Linked DNA regions of Homo sapiens: region 1 is linked to region 2. A link is an interaction called in ENCODE POLR2A ChIA-PET data of the cell type or tissue named here. Cell type or tissue: GM12878. All regions are shown on one strand. Each heading gives the region's core, and the rest is flanking DNA. Links, peaks and the distances in the headings are about the cores only. Region 1 overlaps GLG1 (golgi glycoprotein 1). Region 2 overlaps GLG1 (golgi glycoprotein 1).

What was found. ChIA-PET counts read pairs that join two places held together with the same protein. Peaks named below come from ENCODE experiments on the same cell type or tissue, not always from the same donor. Only the 100,000 strongest peaks of a DNase experiment are listed, where the experiment ranks them.
Region 1: POLR2A ChIA-PET joins it to region 2 with 10 read pairs; 5 of 35 experiments call an interaction of 5 or more read pairs at or near these places.

The regions. Positions count from the first base shown.
Region 1 is chr16:74,450,250-74,462,231 of GRCh38, forward strand. GLG1 (golgi glycoprotein 1) reads right to left here. Exons shown (of 26, transcript NM_001145667.2): 22 at 11,845-11,946; 23 at 9,433-9,540; 24 at 7,625-7,745; 25 at 6,400-6,506; 26 at 1-3,085. The coding sequence ends at 2,918. It also overlaps the pseudogene RNU6-237P. Among named protein-coding and RNA genes, the nearest start is that of CLEC18B, 35 kb to the left of the region's middle. RefSeq lists an enhancer at 11,866-11,982. In GM12878, for the core only: no CTCF peak of the experiment used is centred there; a DNase peak (open chromatin) is centred at 2,252.
Region 2 is chr16:74,571,078-74,588,257 of GRCh38, forward strand. All of the region lies in intron 1 of GLG1 (golgi glycoprotein 1), which reads right to left. Among named protein-coding and RNA genes, the nearest start is that of GLG1, 27 kb to the right of the region's middle. In GM12878, for the core only: no CTCF peak of the experiment used is centred there; DNase peaks (open chromatin) are centred at 7,134 and 9,994; H3K27ac peaks cover 3,416 bases.

The DNA.
Region 1 (11,982 bases), core at 1-8,000, 130 kb before region 2:
ACATCCACAGAAGGGTCATTGTTTCTTTTCTTGACCATTTCTCAGCCAGTTGACTGACCTATAAGGCCAGGAACCAGGGGTGCCCCAGGCCCTGTTTTGTTTTGCCAAATGAGGGACTTAATGAGTGCGGCCAGTTCAGACTTTGCTGGCCTTGGCACTTAGAAAAACTTGCTCGGGGCCCTGCCTGGGGCTCTCAAGAGCCAGTCATTGGAAAATGCTCCAAGTAAGATGATGAAAGACATTCTTGTAATAAGTAATTGAAGATACTGGCAGAGCTAACTTTTCTATTCTGACCATTTATAAAGATGACAAATGTTTTGGCCAGGCAGGGTGGCTCACACCTGTAATCCCAGCACTTTGGGAAGCTGAGGCGGGTGGATCATGAGATCAGGAGTTCAAGACCAGCCTGGCCAAGATGGTGAAACCCCATCTCTACTAAAAATACAAAAATAAGCCAGGCGTGGTGGCGGGTGCCTGGAATCCCAGCTACTCAGGAGGCTGAGGCAGAGAATTGCTTGAACCCAGGAGGTGGAGGTTGCAGGGAGCTGAGATCGCGCCACTGCACTGCAGCCTGGGCAACAGAGAGATACTCTGTCTCAAAAAAAAAAAAAAAGACAGATGTTTCAAGAACCAAATTCCTCATCAAACTTCCAAATCTGCAGACAACGAATGGGATTTTCTCTCAATTCAGAAAGAACAGAAATATCAACACAATTAGAACTATAAGGGTGTTTACGCATACTGGGAAGGAGACTGCAGAGAGGAAGGATACCCCACCCGGTCAAACAGTGAACATCCATCCTACCTGCAAACCACACCAGGCACGTCCGTAGGCACCTCCATGTACATGACATTCCTGGCTCTTGATATTAGGCCTCAGCGGCCCCCAGCCCCCAGGGGAACCTGCAGAGACTCTCGGGCCGCTCACTCCGGCTGGCAGTGGCGGGAGGCAGTGTGTGCTGCTCGCACCCTGCGTTTCCAGTTTTAGGAGACTGAAGCATCCCAGACAGCTGTTGACAATCAGGAAGACCCTACAAGCAGGACCGAGGGGACTAAGCAGCTTAGCAGCTTCCCTTGGTGACTTGGCAGGGGGACAATCAGTTGGCTTCTGGAACCCACTGCCTCCAGGAAGGGCAGCAAATAGAAAAAAAAGAAAGAAAACCACAGTATTCAAATATATGTCAGTCAGGTTAGACAAGGAGTAACTTGGATCAACTGATCCACAAACTGACACGCCTTGTACTGAACACCCTTCAGGGAAGACATGTGTCGCTCCGGTCCTGCAGTGCACGTGGACTGTGCAGAGCAGAGGCAAGAGTGGGGGGCGCCGAGGGCAGGCCTTGGTCTACATGGACAGTTTTAGGCACGTGATTTATAATACTTTGTGGACATCTAACAGGTTAATAAAATATATATTACATAAATGTCTCTCCTACTGTACACACTGCTCTCTTGTGCAGCCACTGTGATCTCATGCCCCAAACTCAACCAAAGGAGTGCCACGCTGAACCATGATGCCCGGACCCCTCCCTCTCACACCCAGACTTGTCATCTCCACACTGGAGGAATGAGGCGGGATGGCCAAGAATATTGCTTCTATAAAGCCCATATTCTGCAAAGGTTGATGAATCGCCAAAATACAACATTTAGCCAATGCCTACTAGAGTGGGTACACGCAGCAAATGGACAGAAAGAAAAAAAACAGAGCAAATCCTCCATCTTTTAATGTGATAACTTTCCACACCCTCTCCACGTAGAGGCACAAAGGAGCTTGTCTGGGAAGTTTGTCTGGAGTGTGCAGAAAGGTCAGGCTGGACTGCCTGTCACATCCTGAGACCACACTAAACCTTTATAAGCCATTGTCTCTGACCTGTATTGTAGCCTGAAAAATAAAGCAAAGTGAGTCAAACCTCTGGCTCCCACTTCCTGACCCACTGCTCCCCACACCCATCTTCAAGGACCCCTCCCGCCACAGTCCTGCCTCCTGATGAAGCGCAGAGCTTCCAGAGTGACTGTAGCCTCAGCAGGGCCGGTCCAGACATGGCTGAGTCCTGTGCTGCCCTGGAGGAGGAAGGTTCCTGGGATCCTGCTGCCCCGGGACTCAGGATCCAGCCTCTCAGTGCAGATGGATGGACTGTTCAACTTCACAAACTTCCGGTCCCTTCCCCTCCCCAGCTGCCCTTGTCTAGGAAGGCTCATGCTTTGCTTCAATGAAGCGAGGAGACCACAGAAATACCCATGGCTGTGGGGCTGTGACCAGCAGTGGCTGATTAGGGTGGAAACTGGAAAGCGTCACTGTCTCAGCAGAAGAAAGCAGGACCCCACACAGCCTGGGGAACGGCTGCCCACCCACGCCTCGGTGAAGACCACGGCCCTGGCGAGGCCCCAAGGTGCTTCTGAGAGATGAACGAGACACCTCAGTCATGGCACACTGGGTGGTGTGCTTCCCCTCCAAGTCCTGTCTTTGTTTTACACAGTCATATGAAAGACATAACCCCATTGCCCAAATCAAGCCTGGAGGAGATGCGTTACTATATACATTTTTTTCTTTAAAAAAATTTTTTTTTTTGGTGGTTTTCTTAAAAAAGCCTTTGAGTTGCAGGTCAGGTGAGTTGGTTCTGGAAGTACCGGAAGTTCTGTTGGTATGAGAGAGACTTGTCTACAGGCAGGTAAACCCAAGTTTGCCAAACAAAGGCAGTAACCCCAGCGACCAGCTGCTGCTGCTGCACGGTGAGGAGGAGGAGGACACCATGGACACGAGTGGAGGCTGGATGGGACAACGCAGTGGACATCTGCTAATGCTCTAACACGGGGTTGGTGTCACTTCTGAGAAGAGCGAGGTGAGTGGGGATGCTATACAAGAGGGCTGTACAAACTGGGCACTGGATAGGTAGTTCCTTTGGTGGTCAAGGTGGCTCTACCTGTCCTTGAGCTCTCGTGTCACTCGCTTGGTGATCCGTCCACACATCAGGCCAATCAGGAACAATATACAGATGCTCCCACTGATCACAGAGAGAATGTAGTTCTTAGATGGAGACGTCATTACTTGCATGGCAAGATCAGAGAAGCCATCTGCTGGGGCCACCTAGAATGACACAAGGCAATGTGATTCTCTGAGAGAGCACTGGGCTGGTGGCAGTGCTAGGTCTAACTTATCCCTCTCAGTTCCTAGTTTAATTTATGTCTTTTCTTTTGGAGAGGGAGGGCAGGAGATAAGAAAAATCAACACAGAGCTACAACTCTTTTTCCTGATCATAAAACTATACACACGTCTACTGCACAAAATTAGAAATACAGAAAGAGACAAAGTGGTGCAGTCACCCACAATTCCATCACAGTGATCACCACTAACACCAGGACACTGAAGATGTGTCGGGCCCTGGACGAAGGGCTCCCCCTGCCCTCACTCATTTAGCACTCACACCAAGCCTAGCAAGCAGATTTCACCACTCCCATACTCTGGATGGAGAATCAGTGCCCAGGGGTGAGTGTGGTTAAATGACTTCTATAAGGCCATGGGTTCTTCTATCTTTTGGTTTATGCTCTTTAAATGCGTTTGCTGCCTTTCTTTAAAAAACAAAGATAAAAGTTGACATCGTTTTACATATTCTATATTTTGTAAATTCTATTTTTTTTTTTTTTTGAGACAAAGTCTTACTGTTACCCAGGCATTGTGCAGTGGCATGATGTCAGCTCACCACAACCTCTACCTCTCAGGTTTAAGCGATTCTCCTCCCTCACCCACATGAGTAGCTGGGACTACAGGTGCACGCCACCATGCACAGCTAATTTTTTTGGTATTTTTAGTAGAGACGGGGTTTCACTGTGTTGGGCAGGCTGGTCTTGAACTCCTGACCTCGTGATCCGCCCACCTCGGCCTCCCAAAGTGCTGGGATTACAGGCATGAGCCACTGCGCCCGGCCTTGTAAATTCTATATTATTTCTAAATTTTATATTTTGGCTTTTTTTTCATTGAGTTGGGGTCTCGCGCTGTTGCCCAGGTTGGTGTACAGTGGTGCGATCACAGCTCACTACAACCTCAAACTCCTGAGCTCAAGGGATCCTCCTACCTCAGCCTCCTGAGTAGCTGAGACTACAAGTGCACCACCATGCCTGGCTAATTAAAAAATTTTTTTTGGCCAGGCATGGTGGCTCACGCCTGTAATCCCAGCACTTTGGGAGGCTGAGATGGTGGACCATGAAGTCAGGAGTTCAAGACCAGCCTGGCCAACATGGTGAAACCCTGTCTCTACTAAAAATACAAAAGTTAGCTGGGCGTGGTGGCGCTCGCCTGCAATCCCAGCTACTGGGGAGGCTGAGGCAGGATAATTGCTTGAACCCGGGAGGCGGAGGTTGCAGTGTGCCAAGACTGCACTACTGGACTCCAGCCTGGGCAACAGGACGAGAATCCGTCCCCAAAAAAAAAAAAAAAAAAAAAAAAAAAAAAAAAATTTTTTTTTTTGTTAGAGATGGGGTCTCCCTATGTTGCCCAAGCTGGTCTCGAACTCCTGGGCTCAAGTGATCCTCCTGCCTCGGTCTCCCAAGGTGCTGGGATTATAGGTGTGAGCCACTGCACCCAGCCTGTATTTTGACTTTTTTCATTCACCATTATATCATAAGCATTTCCCACATCAAAAACAATGTGCAGGCCGAGACCAGCCTGGACAACATAGCCAAGACCTTGTCTCCACAAAAAATTATAAAATTAGCTGGGTGTGGTGGCGTGCACCTGTGGTCCCAGCTACTCAAGGAGGATCACTTGAGCCCAGGAGTTCGAGGCTGCAGTGAGCCATGTTCACACCACTGCACCGCAAACAAGACTTATATTGACAGAATATATTTAACCGCCCTCCACTTGTGGACATTTATAATTTAACCTCAGCTATCTTTCATCCTCAGTTTTCCACTGCTTTCCCTAACGGACCTTGATGGTAGCCTGCTATGGCAGAATCAGGACCAAAAGGGTCCCCAGGTGCACATGTCCCCATTCTTTTGCATCCCAGCCTGGCTGCTGAGATGGTGTGGCCCAGAGGCATCTGGGCTGTTTCTATGCTCATATCACGTACACAGAACAGAGTAGGGAGGCGTGAGATGAATGAGATTTGAGCTCCAATAGTTGCCAACACAAAACAAGCCGTGAATTACTCTGAGTCACTCTGAAGCAATAATACACAGCTCAAAGGACTGGACACAATGAGGCAGAATGAAGTAACGCAGCATCTCCTGCTGCCGCTTCCCTGAGCCACCGGCTTTAAAGGCAACTTTCTTCCCTTGGCAGAAGGGTGAGGAGAGTGTTGACTACTGTGACAGACAGGAGCCCTCCCTTGTACCTTCCTGCTGTCGACCTATGAAGACTTTCTCTGATTGTTCCTCTTGACTTGTTACCCTTGACTTGGAAGTAAAAGGGTGATAAAATTGGCCAGGAAGGAGGGGTGGTCCTGGGATTACTCTCTTGATCTTAGGCCACTGCAGATGTCTATCCCAATATGAGTCAATACAAAAGCATGGCTCTAAAAACCAGAGGGACTCTGGGCAAGTCGTGACCTCTGAAGTCAGTTTCCTTCACTGTAAAGTGACGAAACAGTCATTATACTTACCTCACAGGGTTTCAAAGTTCAAATCAGGCAATACGTCCACCAAAGCGTTATGTAAACTACAAAGCAATGTATGCACGAGAAGAACTGTTATTCTTCTCACTGAGGCTGAACCTCTGTAGGAAAAATTACCCCTAGCCCAAGTCTACCTGGGTATCATACACATTCATGAGTGTCCTACAGTCTTTCTTCATCCCCTTCTTCTCCATGTTCCAGACCAGATGAGTACTGGCCTCAAATATGTATTTTTCTCCTAAAGACTGTAAAATGATAAAAGCAAGCTTCATCATAGGCGAGGCTGGATTTCTTTCTTTTGCCATGGGTGTGACATCTCTTTTGTCTTTGGGTGACTCACTTTTCAGCGGTGAACAGTGGGCGAAATGAGAAAGGAGGGCCCTGGCAAAGCCTTGCAGACAGCCCGATGCACAGGGAGACGGCTCCAGGCTCACGGGCAGCCAAGGAATTCTAAAAGCACACTGACCATGTTTACTGTTTTTTAGTAGAGACGGGGTTTCACCGTGTTGGCCAGGTTGGTCTCGATCTCCTGACCTCGTGATCTGCCTGCCTCGGCCTCCCAAAACGCTGAGATTACAGGCGCGAGCCACCGCGCCCGGCCCTGACCACGTTTTCAAACGCACTTATTGCTAGTCTCACAATAAGGACAAGACCAGTGCGATATCTAAAAGAGGCTGGACAGCCACAGCGAGGAGAGTGGCATGGCCTTTGCTCAAGGATGACATGCAAATTGGTGAAGTGTTCCATATTTTTTTGTTTTTTTAAAAAAGGAGATTCTCTTGGTCATTACCTTTGCTGCGTAACTCCACATCTCAATCCGGTCATTGAGGCGCTTTTTGCACTCGGGCTGTAACCTCACCCGCTTATCCTCCAGTGCTTCCATGAGACAGGACATTTCTGTGGGAGGAAATGAATAATAAGAAGAACCTGAAACTGTACAGAATAGAGAAATTTCTGTAAAGATGAGGAAGAGGGTGCACAACCACCAGAGAATTCAGATCTGCAGGCTCAACAAAGTTAAATACATACTAGGAAACTTGATCCAGGATCCAACAATGGAGAGAAATGATATGTAACCTCCAGGGTTGGCGTCCGAAGCCTCTCTTAAAACCTCCTTATTTTTAGAGCCAGGTGTGGTGGCAAACACCTGTAATCCCAGATACTTGGGAAGCTGAGGCAGGAGGATCCCTTGAGCCCACGACTTTGAGACTACATTATAGTAAGACCTTGTTTCAAAAAATTAAAACGAAAACAGGCTGGGCATAGTGGCTTATGCCTGTAATCCCAGCACTTTGGGAGGCCGAGGTGGGTGGATCACTTGAAGTCAGGAGTTTGAGACTAGCCTGGCCAACATGGCAAAACCCTGTCTGTACTTAAAAAATACAAAAATGAGCCAGGCATGGTGGTGGGTGCCTGTAGTCTCAGTTACTCAGGAGGTTAAGGTGGGAAAATCACTTGAACCCAGGAGGCGGAGGTTGCAGTGAGCTGAGATCATGCCACCACACTCCAGCCTGGGTGACAGAGTGAGACTCTGTCTCAAAAAAATAAATAAAAATACAAACAAACAACTTCTATTAGTTTTATTGGGTATACGTGGCTCAAAAAGAACTCTCACACTTGCCTTGGCTCCCTCCTCACACAGAACCTGTCTACTGAGTCCACTGTCGTCACCGGGGAAGTGTGTGAAGCTGGCTTCTAGTTTCGGCACCAGGAAAAGGACCATGATGATGACTTTAACTTCTGCTTCCCTAATAAATACCTCAATTCTCCCTGTTCATCAAATCTTTAGCTCCAGTCATGACAAGGCCAGTTCAAACTCGCAGGCTTATTCCTAAATTCATGATGCCATAAAGGTCTAGTTTTGGCATCACCCAGGTCCCCAGGGAATGTTGTCTATGACTGGGCTACAACTACAGACCATACAGACCACAGTAGCTGCAACTGATGTCTAAGAGGGAGTCTTTGCTCTTCCCAAGAGAGTTCAGACAGGATCAAGAGTGAACACAGAGACTTACGACGCCCGCGGCCAGGGGTGATGGCTGCGCAGTGGTGTTTAATGTCCAGGGCACAAGCAGTATGAAGTACCGGGTCAACAAAGATGTCTGCTTTGCTTTCCTTCAGCATGTTTAGCACTTCCTGGAAAGGGAGGGTCATTGCAGACAGAGCTTTTGAAGGGGAAATGCATCAGATCTGTTGTCTGTAAATACTTCATATACTAATAAAAAAGGGGGGAAGTTGAGGGCTAACAACAGAGACCACTTTGGGACAGGTTGCAAGGTGGTGATGATGTACAGAATGCAGAATTTAATTGAGTAACTAACTACTTTTAGGGATACAAAACTGTGTGTTGGAAAAAAGCAGGGGACTGTAAGTGACTGTAAGATCAGATTTGTGTTTTTGGCATTCCCGTATGTCATGTCGTATCATTTTAAAATACCTAAACGTTAATATTTTTATTGGTGTGATACAATTACTGTGTTACTTTAAGAAATATGAAAACGTGAAATCTTAAAATCAGAGTAATATGCTATATTAAAATTCTCAATCGGGACTGGGGGTGGTGGCTTATGCCTGTAATCCCAGCACTTTGGGAGGCCGAGGTAGGAGTCTGAGACCCGTGTGGGTAACACAGCAAGACCCCCATCTCTATAGAAAATTATTTAAAAAAAAATTAGCTGGGCATAATCGTGTGCCCTGTGGTCCTAGCCACCTGGGAGGTTGAGGTGGGAGGACTGCTTGAGCCCAGTTTGAGGTCCAGTGAGCTATGACTGCACCACTGCACTCCATCCTGGGAGACAAAGTGTGACCCTATCTCAAAGAAAAACAAAAACAAAAAAATACCAATTAGATAAAGGCACATTTGTTTACAAAATGTTCTACTTTACCTCTGTTGTCCTCAGAAAGAAAAACAGAAAGGACAGGGCATAACATCTACTACAAGAGCAATTCTTATTTGTGTTTACAGATGTCCTGAATGAGAGGAATATCAACATGATGGAACTGAAATCAACTCTGCAGATTCTCCATTTATACATAAGGGAACTATGGGAGGTAAAGATAGGCCAGAAATGTTTCCATAAATAAAAGTTAGTATGCTCCAGACAAGACTCTAGTCCCTATAAAACAACAGTAAGAGAAATAAAAACCAAAAACCAAAGGCCAAATAATATTCTAAAATCCTCCCCAAAGTTATATGGGATCATGTGATGATAAAAGAGGCAAAGGAAAATATACGGATCTAGCTTTCCACATTTTTAACAGACGAAAAAATGTGCACACAATGTTCTCAATTATTCAATAATGACATCAGTGAAATTCTTTTTTAAAAGGTTAATTTTGGCTGGGCGCGGTGGCTCACACCTGTAATCCCAGCACTTTGGAAGGCCGAGGCGGGTGGATCACGAGGTCAGGAGATCAAGACCATTCTGGCTAACACAGTGAACCCCCGTCTCTACTAAAAATACAGAAAATTAGTCAGGCGTGGTGGCGGGCGCCTATAGTCCCAGCTACTTGGGAGGCTGAGGCAGGAGAATGGCGTGAACCCGGGAGGCAGAGGTTGCAGTGAGATCACGCCACTGCGCTCCAGCCTGGGCAACAGAGCGAGACTCCGTCTCAAAGAAAAGAAAAGAATATTCACATTATAGGAGATGAGCAGTCAAAATCAAATGAAAGTTTGGTAAGAAGGAACAGCAAGAAAAGAGTGCTGGGCAGAAGGTTGAGATTTTTGGTTTTATTACCAAGGTAGGCAGACTACAGCATTAAAAGGAAGAAGAGAAAAAAAAAAAAAGAAATGAAGTGAGGAAAAGAAGGTGACGGTGGTTACCTTTTTACACAATTCTGTTTTGATCTTGAGCAGGTTGACCTTGAGGCACTCCTCCACCTGACCTGTCTGCTCTTGGGCTGCTGCTTCTTCAGCACATAGACTGGAGATCTGTTCAGGAGACACAAAAAACAAAGCTACCCCACTGAGCACAGAAATGAACTGACAGTTTCTTCTTTTTTTTTTTTATTTTTTGAAACAGAGCCAAGCTCTGTCACCCAGGCTGCAGTGCAGTGGTGCGATCTCGGCTCACTGCAACCTCTGCCTCCTAGGTTCAAGTGATTCTCCTGCCTCAGCCTCTTGAGTAGCTGGGACTACAGGCGCGTGCTACCATGCCTGGCTGATTTTTTTTTTTTTTTTTAGACAGAGTCTTGCTCTTGTTGCCCAGGCTGAAGTACAATGGCACGATCTCGGCTCACCGCAACCTCTGCCTCTCATGTTCAAGTGATTCTCCTGCCTCAGCCTCCTGAGTAGCTGGAATTACAGGTATGTACCACCATGCCCAGCTAATTTTGTACTTTTAGTAGAGACAGAGTTTCTCCATGTTAGTCAGGCTGGTCTCGAACTTCTGATCTCAGGTGATTGCCCACCTTGGCTTCCCAAAGGGCTGGGATTACAGGGCATGAGCCACCGCAACTGGCCTGATTTTTGTATTTCTAGTAGAGATGGGGTTTCGCCATGTTGGCCAGGCTGGTCTTGAACTCCTGACCTCAGGTGATCCTCCTACCTTGGCCTCCCAAAGTGCTGGGATTATAGGCATGAGCCACCACACCCGGCCTGAACTGACAGTTTCAAAAGCAGATGAGTCCGGTGATTCCAATCAGCTCTGGACACCGCAGGATCTGTGCCCCCTCTTCACTGGCCTACTGCTGTTTTACAAGCCAGGGGCAGTAGCACTGCTATCACCAGAACCCTTGGTCTCTAAACATGTCAGTTTGATGATCGTCCCACACCTGTGCCAGGGCTCATCACAAACAGTTTCCTGGGGGTTTCGTGCCCCTCCTCCTATATTGGATGCCAGGCTTCATTCTTCACAAGGACTGGCACACAGAGTGGAAAATCAATAAATGTCATATCTTTACACTGTAAACACTGAGACTTGAGTCAGATCTCAGGACTTGTCAAAAAGAAGGCTGCTACTTGATTCCACAGGAGCAAGGTTATATATAACCAAATCAAATACGAAAAGCAAACGCTTGACATTCACATAGGTTCAGGGTCAAACCAGACTCTCAACTTGAAAGTGTGCACACGCGCGTACCCGCACACACACGCACACATACACAGGAGTTGAGAAACACAGCCCACAGCAAAGACAAAAATATTAAGTTTCTTTGGACAGTTTTATGAGTGAGCTTTTTTGTAACAGCTTTTGTTATGAGCTCCTGAAATTAACATATGTTGAACACGCTCTCCACAAGGCCTTTTCTAGCTAAGAAGTCCAATAATCTCCAAAGATGGGCACTTCCTTACGGCCATTATAGAATTACTTTTTTTTTTTTTTTTTGAGATGGAACCTCGCTCTGTCGCCCAGGCTGGAGTGCAGCGGTGCAATCTCGGCTCACTGCAAGCTCTGCCTCCTGGGTTCATGCCATTCTCCTGCCTTAGCCTCCCGGGTAGCTGGGACTACAGGTATACGCCACCGGGCCGGGCTAATGTTTTTTTTTTTTAGTAGAGCTGGGATTTCACTGTGTTAGCCAGGATGGTCTCAATCTCCTGACCTCATGATCTGCCCGCCTCAGCCTCCCTAAGTGATGGGATTACAGGGGTGAACCACCTCGCCCGGGCTTTTTTTTTTTTTTTTTTTTTTGAGACAGAGTCTTCCTCTGTCGCCCAGGCTGGGGTGCAGTGGCATGATCTCAGCTCACTGCAACCTCCGCCTCCCGGGTTCAAGTGATTCTCCTGCCTCAGCCTCCTGAGTAGCTGAGATTACTGGTGCACGCCACCACGCCTGGCTAATTTTTTGTATTTTTAGTAGAGACAGATTTCTCCATGTTAGCCAGGCTGGTCTTGAACTCCTGACCTCAGATGATCCACCCTCCTTGGCCTCCCAAAGTGTTGGGATTACAGGCGTGAGCCACCGTGCCCAGCTGAAAGCACTTTTATCTTTCTGGCAGGTCTTGGGTTTACCATCCAGAATAAGAAGAAGGGAAGAACAAATTTACAGAGAGCTATAATGAAAGAACACCCTTGTTCAACAGAGAAATATGGAACAACGCTTTAGAGTGTCAGGACTAATGCCAAGTTGAATTCAGTGTTACAAAGAACAGGAATGCAGACCATGGAGAGCCTAGAAGATGGCCTTCAATTCACCAGATCATTCACGGCTGAAGGGAGAGAAAGTAAACAACTTTTCTCCAGTGGAAACTTCTCTGAGCAGCTCTGTGCGTAACCAGTTTTGCACGCAAATCCCACCTCGTCTGAGCAGTGCAGCTGGAGCTGAGGATCCAGGCGGTAGTCCAGGGCGGACTCCTGGATAATGATTCGGATCTGGTCTTCACAGTCTGAAGACAGGCGCTGCATGTGACAAAGGGAGGATACATGGGCTGATCA
Region 2 (17,180 bases), core at 5,612-13,611:
TTGTACACTGGAGCTTGTCCTTTCCGTATTGATTTTTGGACCCAGCCATGTGAAGGAGTGAGACAGCAAGCTAGATGATGAGACATGGAGCCCAGTTGCTTTTTTCACCCAACAAACTACCAGACATGTAAGTGAGGCCATCTGGGTCTGTCCAACCCACAGCTGACCTGCCAAGTGACTACAGATACATGAATGAGCCCAACTATAACCATGTATACCAGAGAGATAAGGGATCCCATTGAGTACTGCCCAAAAATCTGACCCACAGATTCAGGGGCAAATATGTAGTTGTTGTTCTTGAGTCATTAAGTTTGGGACCGGGTACAGAGGCTCACGCAAGTAATCCATGTTTTGGGCAACTGAGGTGGGAAGATCACTTGAGCCCAGAAGCTAGAGACCAGACTGGGCAACATTCAGAGACCTTGTCTTTATAAATAATAATAAAATTAGCCAGGTGCCAGCTACTTTCAGGAGACTGAGGCAAGAGAATCGCTCGTACCCAGGAGGCAGAGGCTGCAGAGAGCTGAGATACAGCCACCGCACTCCAGCCTGGGCAACAGAGCAAGGCTCCATCTCAAAAAGGAAAAAAAAAAAAAAATTAGCCGGGCACAGTGGTGCACGCCTGTGGTCCCAGCTATTTGGGAGGCTGATGTGGGAAGATAGCCTAAGCCCAGAAGATCGAGGTGTGACTGCACCACTGCACTGAAGCCTGGGTGACAGAGACCCTGTCTCAAAAAATAAAAATAAAAATACTAAAAAGATTAGAAAACAAAATGAAAGTAACTAACAATAAAATGCAAAAGAAGTTTGGGGTGGTGTGTTCCCAGCATGTGATACTGTGGAATAGATACTTGGTCTCTGTGCCTGTTTCCTGACGCACAGATCTAACTAAAAGCCTTGGAGTCTCAGAAGAGATAACTGTCTTTTGCATGCTACTGAATGAATTGAATGGTGGTGTTGGGGGTGGTGGTGGCGCTTAAAAAGCTAATTTAGGATGGGGCTAGTCACTGGAAAAACCAAGGCATGATTGGAGGGTTGGGACTTTCAGGCCCACCCCCAATCTCCAGGGAGGGGAAAGGGGCTGAAGGTTAAGTTGATCACCAAAGGGCAATGATGCCTAAGTAATGAAGACTCCATAAAAACCCCAAAGGGGCTGGGCACGGTGGCTCGCACCTGTAATCCCAGCACTTGGGGAGGCCGAAATGGGTGGATCACCTGAGGTCAGGAGTTCAAGACAAGCCTGGCCAACACAGTGAAACCCCGTCTCTACCAAAGATATAAAATTTAGCTGGGCATGGTGACACCCACCTGTAATCCCAGCTACTCGCAAGGCTGAGGCAGGAGAGTCACTTGAACTTGGGAGGCGGAGGTTGCAGTGTGAGCCGAGATCGCACCACTGCCCTCCAGCCTGGGAAACAGAGTGAGACTCTGTCTCAAAAAAAAAACAAACAAAAAAAAAAAAACACAAAACACCCCAAAGGACTGGGTTCTGAGGTCTTCCAGATAACTGGACACAGGTTCCTGGAGAGTGGCCTGCCTGGAGAGGGCATAGAAGCTCCTTGCCCCTTCTCCCATACCTCGCCCTATGCACCTCTTCCAACTGGCTGTTCATCTGTGTCCTTCATAATATTCCTTAAAATACTTGTAAATAGAAGTGTTCCCTTGAGTTCTGTGACCTGCTCTAGCAAATTCACTGAACCCAAGGATAGTGAGGGGTGGGAGGGGGTGGTGCCTGTGGGAAGCCCAATTTATAGCAGGTTGGTCAGAAGCACAGGTCAAACCTGTGTTTGAAACTGGCATCTGAAGTGACGGGCTGTCTTATGGGAATGAGCTCTCAACCTGTGGGATCTGATGCTATTTCCAGGTATATAGTGTCAAGGATTGAGCTGAATTAGAGGACACTCAGTGGGTATACACTGCAGAATTATCTGCAGAATTGGTTGTTGGTGGGGGTAAAAAAATCCATACATCTGGTGCCAGAAGTGTTGAGTGACTATATTGAGAGTAGATAGTAGGAAAAACTCTTTGGTTTTTCACATATCCTCAGACCCAGAAATAGATAATTGACACATAAGCCCAGCAAAAATATCTTTTAAGAATAGGGTAGAATGAAGATATTTCTAGACAAAAAAACCCTGACAGTTGGCCCTCAGAAGATCTTTACTACAAGAAGTTCTGAAGAATGTATTGTAGGCAGATGAGAGATGCAAGAAGATACAGGGAGAAAAGAAAGTGCTAAATATCTGGGTAAATATATTTTTTTTAAAAATTGCTTTTTAAGTACAATAATAATCGTATCTTAAAGGATTCTGAAAATTTGATGCCAGTATCCACTCTCAGACATTCTGATTTAATTTGCCTGAAACATCTGGGTATTACTATATTAAAAATCACCCTAGATATAACTAGGGTTAGGAACCACTGACTTAAATTTTAAAACTTATACTTATATATCTAAAGCTGGCATGAATCCTCATCTTCCTTCCCCTTTTATTTATCTTGCCTTTTTTTTTTTTTTTTTTTTTTTAAATAGAGACAGGGTCTCACCCTGTTGCCCAGGCTCGACCTCCTGGGCTCAGCTTCCCCAGTAGCTGGGACTACAGTCGCACACTACTGAGCCTGGCTAATTAGCCCTCCTGGGTTCAAGTGATTTTCCCACCCTGGCCTCCCAAAGAGCTGGGATTACATGTGTGAGCCACCTGGCCCAGCCTATCTAGCGTCTTTTTTTTTTTTTTAAACGGGGTCTCACTCTGTCACCCAGACTGGAGTGCAGTGACGCAATCTCGGCTCACTGCAACCTCTGCCTCCCAGGCGAAAGTGATTCTCCCAGCTCAGCCTCCCAAGTAGCTGGGATTACAGGCGCACACCACTACACCCCACTAATTTTTTGTAGAGGCATGACTTCTCCATGTTGCCCAGGCTGTCTTGCCTCTTTTTAAGCTACTGACTCATGATTCTCCACGGAAGTAAGCAACATGCGTGTGCACGCGCACACATACACACATACACTTATTATCTCTGTAATACAAAGTAGCTCAGCCTAAAGATACTAAAGGTCTAAAGAACACTAAGCTTCTCAGCCTTTGGTGAAGATGAAGTGGAAAAAACAATTACTATGTAATTTCTAATTATTTCCCATCAACAGGATATGACTATTTAAATTCAGAGGGTGTTCACAGTTGCAAGCATCCAAGAAAATCTCAGCTAAAGCTAACGCTAAACAGGTTTTCTGGTTAATGTTCTTCTACGGTATATTCAGCAAAATATTATCTAATATAAAAGACCAGACTGCAGGCCATCTGTTAACAGTAACAGATAGGGATACTGCATTACTCAAAACTGACTATGTTAACTGTTCATTTTCCTAAACTGCTCTGTTGACTAGCTATGAAGGATGGTGCTTATCATCTAACTCAAAATGCAAATATCAGAATTAACCCCCAAAGCAAGCCTTTGAATGATGAAAGATTTCCAAAATAATAAATTTTGGCAACAAAATCAAAATAAAAAAGAGGTAGAATCTAGGTCAGTGCAGTGGCTCACGCCTGTAACCCCAGCACTTCGGGAGGCTGAGGAGGGAGGATCATTTGAGGCCAGGAGTTTGAGACCAACCTGGCCAACACGGTAAAATGCCATTTCTACTAAAAACACAAAAAATTAGCTGAGCATGGTGGTGCACACCTGTAGTCCCAGTTGCTTGAAAGGCTGAGACACAAGAATCTCTTGAACTCGGGAGGTGGAGGTTGCAGTGAGCCTAGATTGCACCACTGCACTCCAGCCTGGGTAAGAGAGCAAGACTCTGTCTCAAAAAAAAAAAAAAAAAAAAAAAAAAAAAAGACAGAGAGAGAGAGAGACAGGAGGAATCCATATAAAGAACAAGAAGCCGGGTGCAGTGGATCACGCCTGTAATCCTAGCACTTTGGGAGGCCGGGGGGGGGGGGGGGGCGGATCACGAGGTCAAGAGTTCAAGACCAGCCTGCTCAAGATGGTGAAATCTCACCTCTATTAAAAATACAAAAATTAGCTGGGCATGATGGTGGGTGCCTGTAATCCCAGCTACTCAGGAGGCTGAGGCAGGGAATTACTTGAACCTGGGAGGCAGAGGCTGTAGTGAGCTGAGATCACACCACTGCACTCCAGCCTAGGCCACAGAGCGAGACTCCATCTGAAAAAAAGAACAAAAAAACACTGCACCTAACAGTTAATACAAATGAGTAAACTGTCTGAATCACACACTGATTTTGAGATGCACCATTACTTTACGTACCACTAGGGGAGAAATATTCTACCAATCATATGATGTCATAAAATTTAAGATGCATTCTGATTTCAAAGATGTTAAGATGAAAAATTAACAGCATGTTTTAGAATCAATAAGACATCACAAATAACAAAATATTATGACCAGGTAACCAGAGGACTTTTGCTGGAAGCTAACTACCAATATTAGAACTCAACCAAACCAAACATACAACCAACTGTAACACCAAAATACAGCCTCAAAGATCTCTCGCTCTGTTTTTGTTTGTTTGTTTTTTTGAGACAGAGTCTCCCTCTGTCGCCCAGGCTGGAGTGCAGTGGCACAATCTCAGCTCACTGCAACCTCTGCCTCCCGGATTCAAGCAATTCTCCTGCCTCAGCTTCCGCAGTAGCTCGCTCTTTATTTTTATGCTGTAAATATAGATATCAATGAGAAAATATTGATTTCATAGAGAAGTGGCAATATATTCAAATTCATCACCAACAAAAAAGCAGTATCACGAAACCATATACAACCAACAGTAAGCATACAAGCACAGTGTGCTCTCATGCTCTCTCTCTCTCTCTCAAAATTCCAAACTAGCCAGGCGCGGTGGTTCACGCCAGTAATCCCAGCACTTTGGGAGGCCAAGGTGGCAGATCACCTGAGGTCAAGAGTTTGACACCAGTCTGGCCAATGTGGTGAAACCCTGTCTCTACTAAACATACAAAAATTAGCCAGGCATGGTAGAGGTTGCCTGTAATCCCAGCTACTCAGGAGGCTGAGGCAGAACTGCTTGAACCCGGGAGGTGAAGGCGGCGGTGAGCTGAGATAGCACCACTGCACTCCAGTCTGCGCGACAGAGCGAGACTCCTTCTCAAAAAAAAAAAAAGTTCAAACTATTTTAAGTCTGTGGTGTCATACATACACATTTGGCCCTGGTTAATAAAACTCCACACCAACTATTAAAGACTGACAAATTCCGTGAATTTCTATAAAAATGCAAGACATATAAAGAGAATACAGCCAAACATTTTTCTAACTTAAAATGACACCATGATTTGGATGGATCATAGACCATTTTAAATGAGTTGCATGTACATTATATATTATAGTCTAAGACACGTGTCAGCAAATTTTTTCAGTAAAGAGGCATACCATACTTATTTTAGGCTTTGCAGAACACATACAATCTCTTGTGGTCTCTATGGCATCCCCTTAATAACCTTTTAAAATTATAAAAACCATTCTTAACTCCAGAGCCATACTAAAACAGGTTGTGGGGCTGGATCTGTCCCTTGGACTACAGTTTGCCCACCTCTGGTCTGAGATATAAATGGGGCATAAATGAGTGCTTCATAAAATAAGGTTGCTGGAGAAATTAGAGAACAAATCTATTCTTTTTTAAGGTACAAAAATTGCTAAACAAAAAAATAATGAAGCCTGCTGAAGAAAAAATTTTTATTGTTTTCATTTTAAATATAATCTTTGAGTATACTTTCTTTACTCATGAATGAGATACTGAATTGAGTAGCTGAAGAAATATTTTTATTTTTACCTCTTGGAAGAAACCATGTACCCTGCATATAAATTCTAACCACTCCTAATTTTTTTTTTTTTTTTTTAGAGGCAGGGTGAATGTCACTCTGTCAGTCTCCCAGTGGCATGAACATAGCTCACTGCAGCCTCAACTTCTTGGGCTCAAACAATCCTCTTGCCTCAGCCTTCCAGGCAACTAGCACCATAGGTGCATGCCACCATGCCTGGCTAATTGTTTTTAATTTTCTGGTAGAAACAGGAGTCTCTCCATGTTGCCTAGGCTGGTCTCAAACTCCTGGGCTCAAGAGATCCTCCCACCTTGGCCTCCCAAAGTGCTGCAAATACAGGTGTAAGCCCACTTATTTTAAAAAATAGACATTGAGGACTGGGTGTGGTGGCTCCTGCCTGTAATCCCAGCACTTTGGGAGGCCACGGCGGGTGGATCACCCAAGGTCAGGAGTTCGAGATCAGGCTGGTCAACATGGTGAAACCCCATCTCTACTAAAAATACAATAATAAGCCAGGTGTGGTGGCAGGCACCTGTAATCCCAGCTACTCGGGAGGCTGAGACAGGAGAATCGCTTGAACTCAGGAGGCAGAAAGTGCAGTGAACAGCAATGGCACCATTGCACTCCACCCTGAGAAACAAGAGTGAAACTCCATCTCAAAAAAAAAAAAAAAAGAATCCCAAATACAATAATGAAAAACTATAAAACAGGAAGGGGTAAGTATTCTGACTTCACACGAAAACATTCTTTTTATTTTTATTTTTTTGGAGACATTGTCTCATTCTGTCACCCAGGATGGAGGGTAGTGGCATCATCATGGTTCACTGCAAGCTTGATCTCTTGAGCTCAAGCAATCCTGCTTCAGCCTCCTGAGTAACTGGGACCACAGGCACTACCAGCCACCATGACCGGTTAATTTTATTTTTATTTTTTGTAGAGATGAGGTTTCAGTATGTTACTTGGGCTGATCTCAAATTCCTGAGCTCAAGTGATTCTTCCACCTTGGCCTCCCAAAGTGCTGGGATTAAAAGTGTGCAGTGGCTCATGCCTGTAATCCCAGCACTCTGGGAGGCCAAGGTAGGAGGATTACTTGAGGCCAGGAGTTCAAGACCAGCCTGGACAGTAGAGAAAGACCTTGTCTCTCAAAAACAAAACCCATTCTAACAGCAATCATTTGGATTTGCTCCTTGTTCTCTGTTAAAACTAAAAGAATGAGTAAGACACAATTTTGGTTGTCTGAGGTATTTTGTTTGTTTTTGTTTAATTAGACCTAAGTTGCAATACATTTGATCTCTTTTTGAAAAACTGTTTATTATGAGTATGTGATGACTCATGACTGATGAATAAGACTGAAACAAGAAGGAAATGGACGAAAATTGATCTCATTAAAGTAGATAAAAGCTTTTTGTAGAACTCAGCCAACTAATGCCATCTCCTGCAGCTACTGCCTTGTCCAAATACTCTTTGTGGCACCGCACAGTCCATTTTATCCTCTAGCTTTGTAGGATGTCTTACTTTATGAAGTTCAATTTCAGAGTAAACTCTGTCAAGTGTGTTTTATGAAGACTAAATGTTGCTTGTAATAAGTCAACGGATAATGTCTAATTTTTTTAAAAAAATCAAGAGAACAGCTTACACATTCTATTTAAAAATTAGGTAAATAAGAGTAAAGAGCTAAAACAGTTGAAATTGCAGAGAACTAAGACTGACTGTAGTCCTTCATTATCAACCTGATAGCGCTCTGACTTAAAACTATGAAGATGCATTACTTGGTTTAAAGGGAGACGAAGAGATTAAATCCATGTGCCTGCCAGAACACAGGCCTCCTTAGAGTATAGGAGTATGTTCTGAAGGCTGAATGCACACACAAAAAAAGCTATCTGATGTAGATATATTGATTCTGTGGTTTTTTAAAATCTTCCCCAATACAATTAACATGCAGTATCATAAGTCATTCTGTGAAAACAAGATTTAGGATAAGGTTTTTGAAATAACTTTTTCTCCAAAATGACATGGTCTCACAAGGCATTTAAGTAATCTTTAACAAGATGAAAATAGGTAAATGTGTCCTGAGAATTCTGCATTTATGTCTGCATTTATTAAGAGCCAGCTCTTATTGATCCATATGAATGGGTTGGAATCCTGAACAACAAGGTTCAGGTTTGCCCTAGGAATGCTGAGTTGCAATAACGTACACAAGCTGAGAAGTTAAATTCATAAGTTGTTTTTAAAACTCAACCCAGGAGTTCCAGGCTGTAGTGAGCTATGATCGCGCCACTGCACTCCAGCCTGGGAGACACAGCAAGACCCTGTCTCTTAAAAATACAAACAACAACAACAAAAAAAACAGCCTGGGCAACATGGTGAGACCCCATCTCTACTAAAAACACAAAAATTAGCCAGGTGTGGTGGCATGCGCCTGTAGTCCCAGCTCCTGGGGTGGTGGAGGCTGAGACAGGAGGATCACCTGAGCCTTGGGAGGTAAAGGCTGCAGTGAGCCGTGATTGTGCCAGTGCACTCCAGGCTGGGTGACAAAATGAGAACTTGTCTCAAAACAAACAAACAAAAAACCCTTGGCCAGGCGCAGTGGCTCACGTCTGTAATCCCAGCACTTTGGGAGGCCGAAGTGGGTGGATCACCTGAGGTCAGGAGTTCGAGACCAGCCTGGCCAACATGGCAAAACCCCATCACTACTAAAAATACAAAAGTTAGCCAGGTGTAGTGGCACACACCTGTAGTCCCAGCTACTAGGGAGGCTGAGGCAGGAGAATGGCTTGAACCAGGGAGGCGGAGGTTGCAATGAGCTGAGATTGGGCCACTGCACTCCAGCATGGGTGACAGCAAGACTCAGTCTCAAAAACAAAAAACAAAACAAAACAAAAAACCCTCAAGAGATCTTCATATGAAGACCTTAGCATGGCCACGCACAGTGGCTCACGCCTGTAATCCCAGCACTTTGGGAGGCGAAGGCAGGTGGATCACAAGGTCAAGAGATAGAGACCATCCTGGCCAACATGGTGAAACCCCGTCTCTACTAAAAATACAAAAATTAGCTGGGCGTGGTGGCACGTGCCTGTAGTCCCAGCTACTCTGGAGGCTGAGGCAGGAGAATCGCTTGAACCTGGGAGGCAGAGGTTGCAGTGAGCCAAGATCCTGCCACTGCACTCCAGGCTGGGTGACAGAGTGAGACTCCGTCTCAAAAAAACAAACAAAAAACCTTAGGATAACTTTTCCAGAAGAGCTGAATCTCATGTTGCACCATTTTTTAAAACACAGGCCTAAATCCTAAAGGCTATTTATCAGGTATAAAAGATGCTAAATCAAAAAACCAAATTTTACGCCTGTGCAGTGGTTTATACCTGTAATCCCAGCACTTTGGGAGGCTGAGGTGGGAGGATTGCTTGAGCCCAGGAGTTTGAGACCAGCCTGAGCAACATGGCACAACCCCCATCTCTACAAAAAAAACTAAAAAAAAACCAAACAAAAAAACCAAGCCTGGTAGCATCTGCCTGTCGTCCCTGCTACTCAGGAGACCAAGATGGGAAGAGTGCTTGGGCCCAGGAGGTCAAGGCTGCAGTAAGCCATATTCACGCCATTACACTCCAGCATAGGAAACAGAGAGAGACCCTATTTCAAAAAGAAAAATTTTTTTTAAATTAACTCAAAATGGATCAAAGGCCTAAATGTAAGATCTAAAACTACAATATACTGTGAAGCAAGCATAGGAGAAAAGCTTCATGACATTGAATTTGCAATAATTTATTGGCTATGACACTAAAAGCACAGACAACAAAAGAAAATGATAAAGTAAACTACATCAAAGTTGAAGACGACCAAATCAATAGAGTGAAAAGGCAACCTATGAAAAGGAAGAAAATATTTGCAGGTCATCTATCTGATGAGAGGTTAATATTCAGAATATATAATAAACTCTTACAACTCAACAACAAAATACAAACAGCCTGATTAATAAGTGGGCAAGGATCACCTGAGGTCAGGAATTTGAGACCAGCCTGACCAACATGGTGAAACTCCATCTCTACTAAAAATACAAAAAATTAGTGCACCGTTGCACTCCAGCCTGGGCAACAGAGCGAGACTACGTCTCAAAAACAAACAAACAGAAAATAAGTGTTGGTGAGGATGTGAAGAAATTAGAACTCTCTGAACTGTTGGTGGGAATATAATATGATGCAGCTGCTGTGAAAAACAGTATGCCCTAACCTCAAAAACTTAAAAATAGAATTGCCATATGACCTAGTAATTCCACTACTGGGTATATACCAAAAAAAAGTGAACACAGGGTCTCAAAGAGATATTTGTATACCCACATTCACAGCAGCATTATTCACAAAAGCCAAAAGGTAGAAGCAATTCAAGTGTCCATTAACAGATGAACAGATAAACAAAATGCAGTGTATACGTATAATGGAATGTTATTCACCTTTAAAAAGGAAGGAAATTCTGATACACATGCCGCAACATGGATGAACCTTCAAGACATTAAAAGTGAAATAAGCCAGACATAAAAGGACAAATATCACGATTCCACTTACATGGAATACCTAGAGTAGTCAAATTCACAGAGATAAAAAATAGAATGGTGGTTGCCAGGGACTCTGGAATGGGAAGTTGTTATTTAATGATTATGGAGATTCAATGTAAGATTTAAAAAAAAAAAAAAAAAAGGCCAGGAGGTGCTTCATGCCTGTAATACCAGCACTTTGGGAGGCTGAGACTATCTAAAAGGGAGGACACTCCTGTTAACAAAGATCTTTCAAGATTAAGGAAACCCCAGCACCTCGGGATGTTGAGGCAGGCAGATCACCTGAGGTCAGGAGTTCGAGACCAGCCTGGCCAACATGGTGAAACCCCGTCTGTACTAAAAATACAAAAAATTAGCTGGGCTTGGTGGCGGGCGCCTGTAATCCCAGCTACTCGGGAGGCTGAGGCAGGACAATCGCTTGAACCTGGGAGGCAGAGGTCACAGTGAGTCGAGATAGCGTTACTGCACTCCAGCCCAGGCGACGGTGAGACTCCGTCTCAAAAAAACAAAACAAAACAAAACAAAAACAAATTCAAAGTACAAATCATGTTCTGTGACACCACATTGGCTTGAACCCTCTCCTCCTTCCTCTCTTGCGTAGCATTTTACATGCACCCTCTTCCTCTCCAGCATTTCCAATCTCTCACCCTCTCTACTGGTTCCCTGTTTCTTTGCCTTTAAAACAGATTTTCCTAGATAGTAAGATTGGGGTGAAAAATATTTTAATAAATAAAAAAATAGATCTCCATAATCTGTTTTTTTGTTTGTTTTTTGAGACAGACTTCCGCTCTTATTGCCCAGGGTGGAGTGCAATGGGGCAATCTCAGCTCACTGCAACCTCTGCCTCCCAGGTTCAAGTGATTCTCCTGCCTCAGCCTCCCAAGTAGCTGGGATTTTAGGCATGCGCCACCATGCCCAGCTAATTTTGTATTTTTAGTAGAGATGGGGTTTCATCACGTTGGTCAGGCTGGTCTTGAACTCCTGACCTCAGGTGATCTGCCTGCCTCAACATCCCAAGGTGCTGGGATTTCCTTAATCCTGAAAGATCTTTGTTAACAGGAATGTCCTCCCTTTTAGATAGTCTCACCTTCTCTTCACTATCAAACTTTTCGGTCAAAATCTGGGTTCTGCCGGGCGTGGGGGCTCACGCCTGTAATCCCAGCACTTTGGGAGGCCAAGGCAGGCGGATCACGAGGTCAGGAGATCAAGACCATCCTGGCTAACACAGTGAAACCCTGTCTCTACTAAAAATACAAAAATTAGCCGGGCGTGGTGGCGGGCGCCTATAGTCCCAGCTACTTGGGAGGCTGAGGCAGGAGAATGGTGTGAACCCGGGAGGTGGAGCTTGACAGTGAGCCGAGATCGCGCCACTGCACTCCAGCCTGGGTGACAAGAGTGAGACTCCTTCTCAAAAAAATAAATAAAATAAAATAAAATAAAATAAAATAAAATAAAATAAAATAAAAATCTGGGTTCTATAGAAGGTATTCTATCTCTTTTACCAGAAACCATGCTCTTTTCTCAGTCATTAACTTTAGCTGTGCTACTCTAGTTACCCAAGGGTTTACTACCTTTTAAATTTCTCTTTTCTTGACTCTCACAACTAAAATTTCCCTTTCCTTGGCTTCCACAACTAAACTCCTGTAAATCTTCTTGTAACTCCCAACCACTCCTCCTGTTACCTATAATTCCCTCCACAAGCCTCTTTCCAACCCTTCATCGCAAGCTGTCCCCAGGGCTCAGTCCTTGGAATCATAGTCTTCTATTTACACATTCTTTAAGAGGGCTTGGCCATTTTCATAGCCCCAACTATAGCCTTATAAGCAGGATGACTCTAAAATTTAGACTCAGTTCAAGAGTTAGTTCCAAGTTTATATCCTCTTACTGGAAACTGCCTGAAATGCCTAGCTGTCATTTCAAATTCAGCACAAATTACATATTTTTGGAGGTAGTGTAACAGTTAAACTTTGACTTTTTTGGGGGGTTGGGCGCAGAGTTTCGCTCTTGTCCCCCAAGCTGGAGTGCAATAGCGTGATCTTGGCTCACTGCAACCTCCATCTCCCGGGTTCAAGCAATTCTCATGCCTCAACTCCCTAGTAGCTGGGATTACAGGCGCACGCCACCACACCTGGCTAATTATGACATTTTTAGCAGAGGCAGGGTTTCACCATGTTGGCCAGGCTGGTCTTGAACTCCTGACCTCAAGTGATCCACCGGCCTCAGCCTCCCAAAGTGCTGGGATTACAGGAGTAAGCCACGGCACCCAGCCTAAACTTTGACTTCTCTTCACTTGGTTAAATTCTATCATTCCTTCAGCTCAATCATCATCTTCTCAGGGAGACATATCCAGACTCCAATTAGCCAATGTCCAAGCATCTCTCTTTCAAAGCTCTCACCATGGCTACGTCCTCCACTCGACCATGTCTTTTAGAAGGGGGAGCTGAGGGTATCATCATCACCACATTCCCAGCACCTACAATTAAGGTGCTGGCACACAGTAAATAATATTTACCCAAAATTTGTCAAACGAATGAACAAAAGCACTGTAAATTTTTCCTAGGTAAGAAGTCCCCATCAATCCCACTTCTATCTCCTTTGCTACTAGTCTCCTTTGGCCCAAGTCTGTTTTGAGGTCTCATTGTAACAGCAGCTTTCTCAGCGCCTTCAATTTTCCTCACTTCAATTCATAGTGCCCCGAGTAATTTCCTTAACTATTTCATCATGACATTCTCCTACCCAAGAATGTTTATAGACCTCCTAGTTCCCCCGAAAACAAAACTAAGTTAATATAGACATTTCAATAGACAGCCAGCTTTGACAAGAACAGTAATGCCAGCTGCTCAGGACCCTTCCCACTAGCCATGCACGGCTTCGAAAAACATTGACTGTTTTCTTTGACTCTCCTTTATTCTCCTTGCAGACAATAATATGAACTTGGAAATGTTACTATTAATTGCATCATAAATGCCTAACATTAATTAACGAAGTTTTGTTAGCAATACATTTATAAACCATCTCTTAGGGTATCTTTCTTACAAAGCATGATTAATATTATTTATAACACTCTTACCAATTAGTTTCAGTTTCACTTTAGAAACCTATCCTTAAATCCTAGGGAGCTAAGTAAGCTATGAAGAGGCAAAGGCATAAGAATGATATAATGAACTCTGGGGACTTGGGGTAGAGGGTGGGAAGCGGTTGAGGAATAAAAAAACCACACACTGGGGGCTGGGCACGGTGGCTCACACCTGTAATCCCAGCACTTCGGGAGGCTGAGGCGGGTGGTCACAAGGTCAAGAGATCGAGACTACCCTGGCCAACATGATGAAACCCCATCTCTACTAAAAATACAAAAATTAGCTGGGTGTGGTGGTGCGCGCCTGTAGTCCCAGCTACTTGGGAGGCTGAGGCAGGAGAATCTATTGAATCTGGGAGGCAGAGGTTGCAGTGAGCTGAGATTGTGCCACTGCACTCCAGCCTGGCGACAGAGCGAGACTTGTAAAAACAAACAAACAACAAAAAAACCCCTACACACTGGGTACAGTGTACAATGCTCGAGTAATGGGTGGACCAAAATCTCAGAAATCACCACTAAAGAAAGAACTTATTCATGTAACCAAACACCACATGTTCCCCAAAAATCTATTGAAATAAAAAAAATTTTTAAAACCCTATCTTTAAATCGCAGATTCAAAAACTCTAAGTAAAATTGACCAGGCACAGTGAGTGACTCATGTCTGTAATCCCAGCACTGTGGAAGGCCAAGGCAGGCAGATCACCTGAGCTCAGGAGTTCAAGACTGGTCTGGCCAACATGGTGAAACCCCATCTCTACTAAAAATACAAAAAATTACCTGGGCGTGGTGGCACACACCTGTAGTCCCAGCTACTCGGGAGACTGAGGCACGAGAATCACTTGAACCCAGGAGGTGGAGGCTGCAGTGATCTGAGATTACAGCAGTGCACTGCAGCCTGGGCAACAGAGCGAGACTCTGTCTCAAAAAAACAAAAAAGAGGCCGGGCCTGGTGGCTCACGCCTATAATCCCAGCACTTTGGGAAGCTGAGATGGGCGGATCATGAGGTCATGAGATTGAGACCATCCTGGCTAACAGGGTGAAACCTCGTCTGTACTAAAACTACAAAAAAAATTAGCCGGGCATGGTAGTGTGCGCCTGTAGTCCCAGCTACTCAGGAGGCTGAGGCAGGAGAATGGCGTGAACTCAGGAGGCAGAGCTTGCAGTGAGCCAAGATCACGCTACTGTACTCCAGCCTGGGTGACAGAGCCTGAGACTCCGTCTCAAAAAAAAAAAAAAAAAAGGCCTCTAAGTAAAATTATGACAAATAAAGTTTAGTTATCTAAAGTAAGATTTGGCCGGATGAGGTGGCTCATGCCTGTAATCTCAACACTTTGGGAGGCCAAGGTGGGTAGACCACTTGAGGTCAGGAGTTCAAGACCAGCCTGGCCATTATGATAAAACCCTGTTCCTACTGAAAATACAAAAATTAGCCAGGTGTAGTGGCGGGTGCCTGTAATCCCAGCTACTTGGGGGGCCGAAGCAGGAGAACTGCTTGAACTCGGGAGGCAAAGGCTGTAGTGAGCCGAGATCACACCACTGCACTCTAGCCTGGACAACAGAGCAAGACTCTGTATCGGAAAAAAAAAAAAAAAACAAGAACAGGTGGTAAACAGGGTGAATCCTATGGTAAGTGAATTTCATCTCAATGAGTTAGAAAGAGCTGATAAGGAAAAAAACAAAAACAAAAACAAAGGCAAGGCCCTAGGAAACGAATGGAACCACAAGATAAAAGGAACCTGGGTCTCTGGATCACCAGATGACTGCATCACAGTCCCCCACAACTTCTCTTGTGTTCAACCACTGATATTTTTGGGTTTTTTATGGAAGTTAGTTTTGTCCTAATTAGCACATGAACTGAAAGGAAATCTTTTATCTTGTACACTGGTAAAGGGCTTATTATTAGCTCAACTCAATTACAAGACAAGTTGACCACCTTGACACACAATGAAATTATATCATGCTTAAATATTTTTCCATTGGGCAATGGAAAGATAATTTTTTTTTTGAGACAGGGTCTCGCTCTGTCACCCAAGCTGGAGTGCAGTGGCACAATCATAACTCACTGCAGCCTCAATCTCCTCAGCTCAAACAATCCTCTCACCTCAGCCTCCAGAGCAGCTGGGACTACAGGAGCCTGCCACCACGCCTGGCTAATTTTTTTGTTTTAATAAAGTCAGAACTTTGGATCAAAATACACACACATTTGTAATTCTAATTTTTTTTTTTTTGAAATGTAGTCTCGCTATTGTTGCCCAGGCTAGAGTGCAGTGGCGTGATCTCAGCTAACTGCAACCTCCACTTCCTGGGTTCAAGCAATTCTGCCTCAGCCTACCAAGTAGCTGGGATTACAGCCTCCCACCACCACACCCTGCTAATTTTTGTATTATCAGTAGAGATGGGGTTTCACCATGTTCGTCAGTCTGGTCTCAACTCCTGACCTCAGGTGATCTGCCTGCCTCAGCCTACCAAAGTGCTGAGATTATAGGCGTGAGCCACCGCACCTGGCCTCATTAATCTCTCTTTCTAACAAATTCTCCCCATTCCTTCCCACATTTAATATGTCAGAAGTTAAAATCCAAGAAGTAATGATTTCTACTTCCACTCATGAGGATTAACTACTATGGAAACTATCTCCCTTACTCCCATTGTGAACGAGACACAATATATGACGTAACCTTCAGTCACTGGACAACAGGCAGCATTAACTATGATCCCTGAGAGAAGGCAACAAACCAGGTGAGCCGATGATTACCTAGCTTACTGTATGGAAGTGGCTTCCCGGCTGCAACACAGGGAGAGGGAACCCAAACAGAATTGGATAGTCTTGCTGAAAAGAGGAGAGAAATTAAACTTTAGGGTATCTAAAGCAGCTAGAATTTGAAAGATTTGAATAGTGGAACCAAGAAAGAGTGAGAATAAAGAGTTCTGTACTGAGAATGGTCACAGGAGATTTGTGGAGGGATCCCCTTGAATCTAATAAACAATTACCACACTTGTAAAGCAGGAATATGACTAATAACAAAACTTAATCAATAGAAAAAGATCAAGAAATGACAGACATGATGGAATTAGCACATGAGGACCTCAAACAGCTATTACGGCTGGGCACGGTGGCTCACGCCTGTAATCCCAGCATTTCGGGAGGCCGAAGTGGGCGATCACGAGGTCAAGAGATCAAGACCATCCTGGCCAACACAGTGAAACCCCGTCTCCACTAAAAATACAAAAATTAGCTGGGCATTGTGGCACGTGCCTGTAGTCCGGAGGCTGAGGCAGGAGAATCACTTGAACCTGGGAGGCGGAGGTTGCAGTGAGCTGAGACTACACCACTGCACTCCAGCCTGGCGACACAGTGAGACTCCGCTTCAAAAAAGAAAAAAACAGCTATTGCAAGTACACTAAAGGGTGTAAAGAAAAACATGAACATAATGGATAATCGAATATATAAATAAAACACCCAAATCAAACGTCTATAGGTGAAATATACTTAAAATACAAATTCACTGGATGGTATTAATAGCTGACTGAAAACTACAAAAGAAAACATCAGTGAACCTGAAGATCAGCAATAGCAATTATCCAAAATGAAACACAGAGAGAAAAAAAACAGGGGGAGCGTTGGTGGGGGGATTAAAAACAGAGCCCACTTGTGGGACAATAGCAATCAATTTAACCTACATAAGATTAGAGCCCAGGAGAGAAAGAGGGACAAAAAAACTGTCTGAAGAAATAGTGGGCAAATAGTATGTGATCAAATATTTGTTGATGGA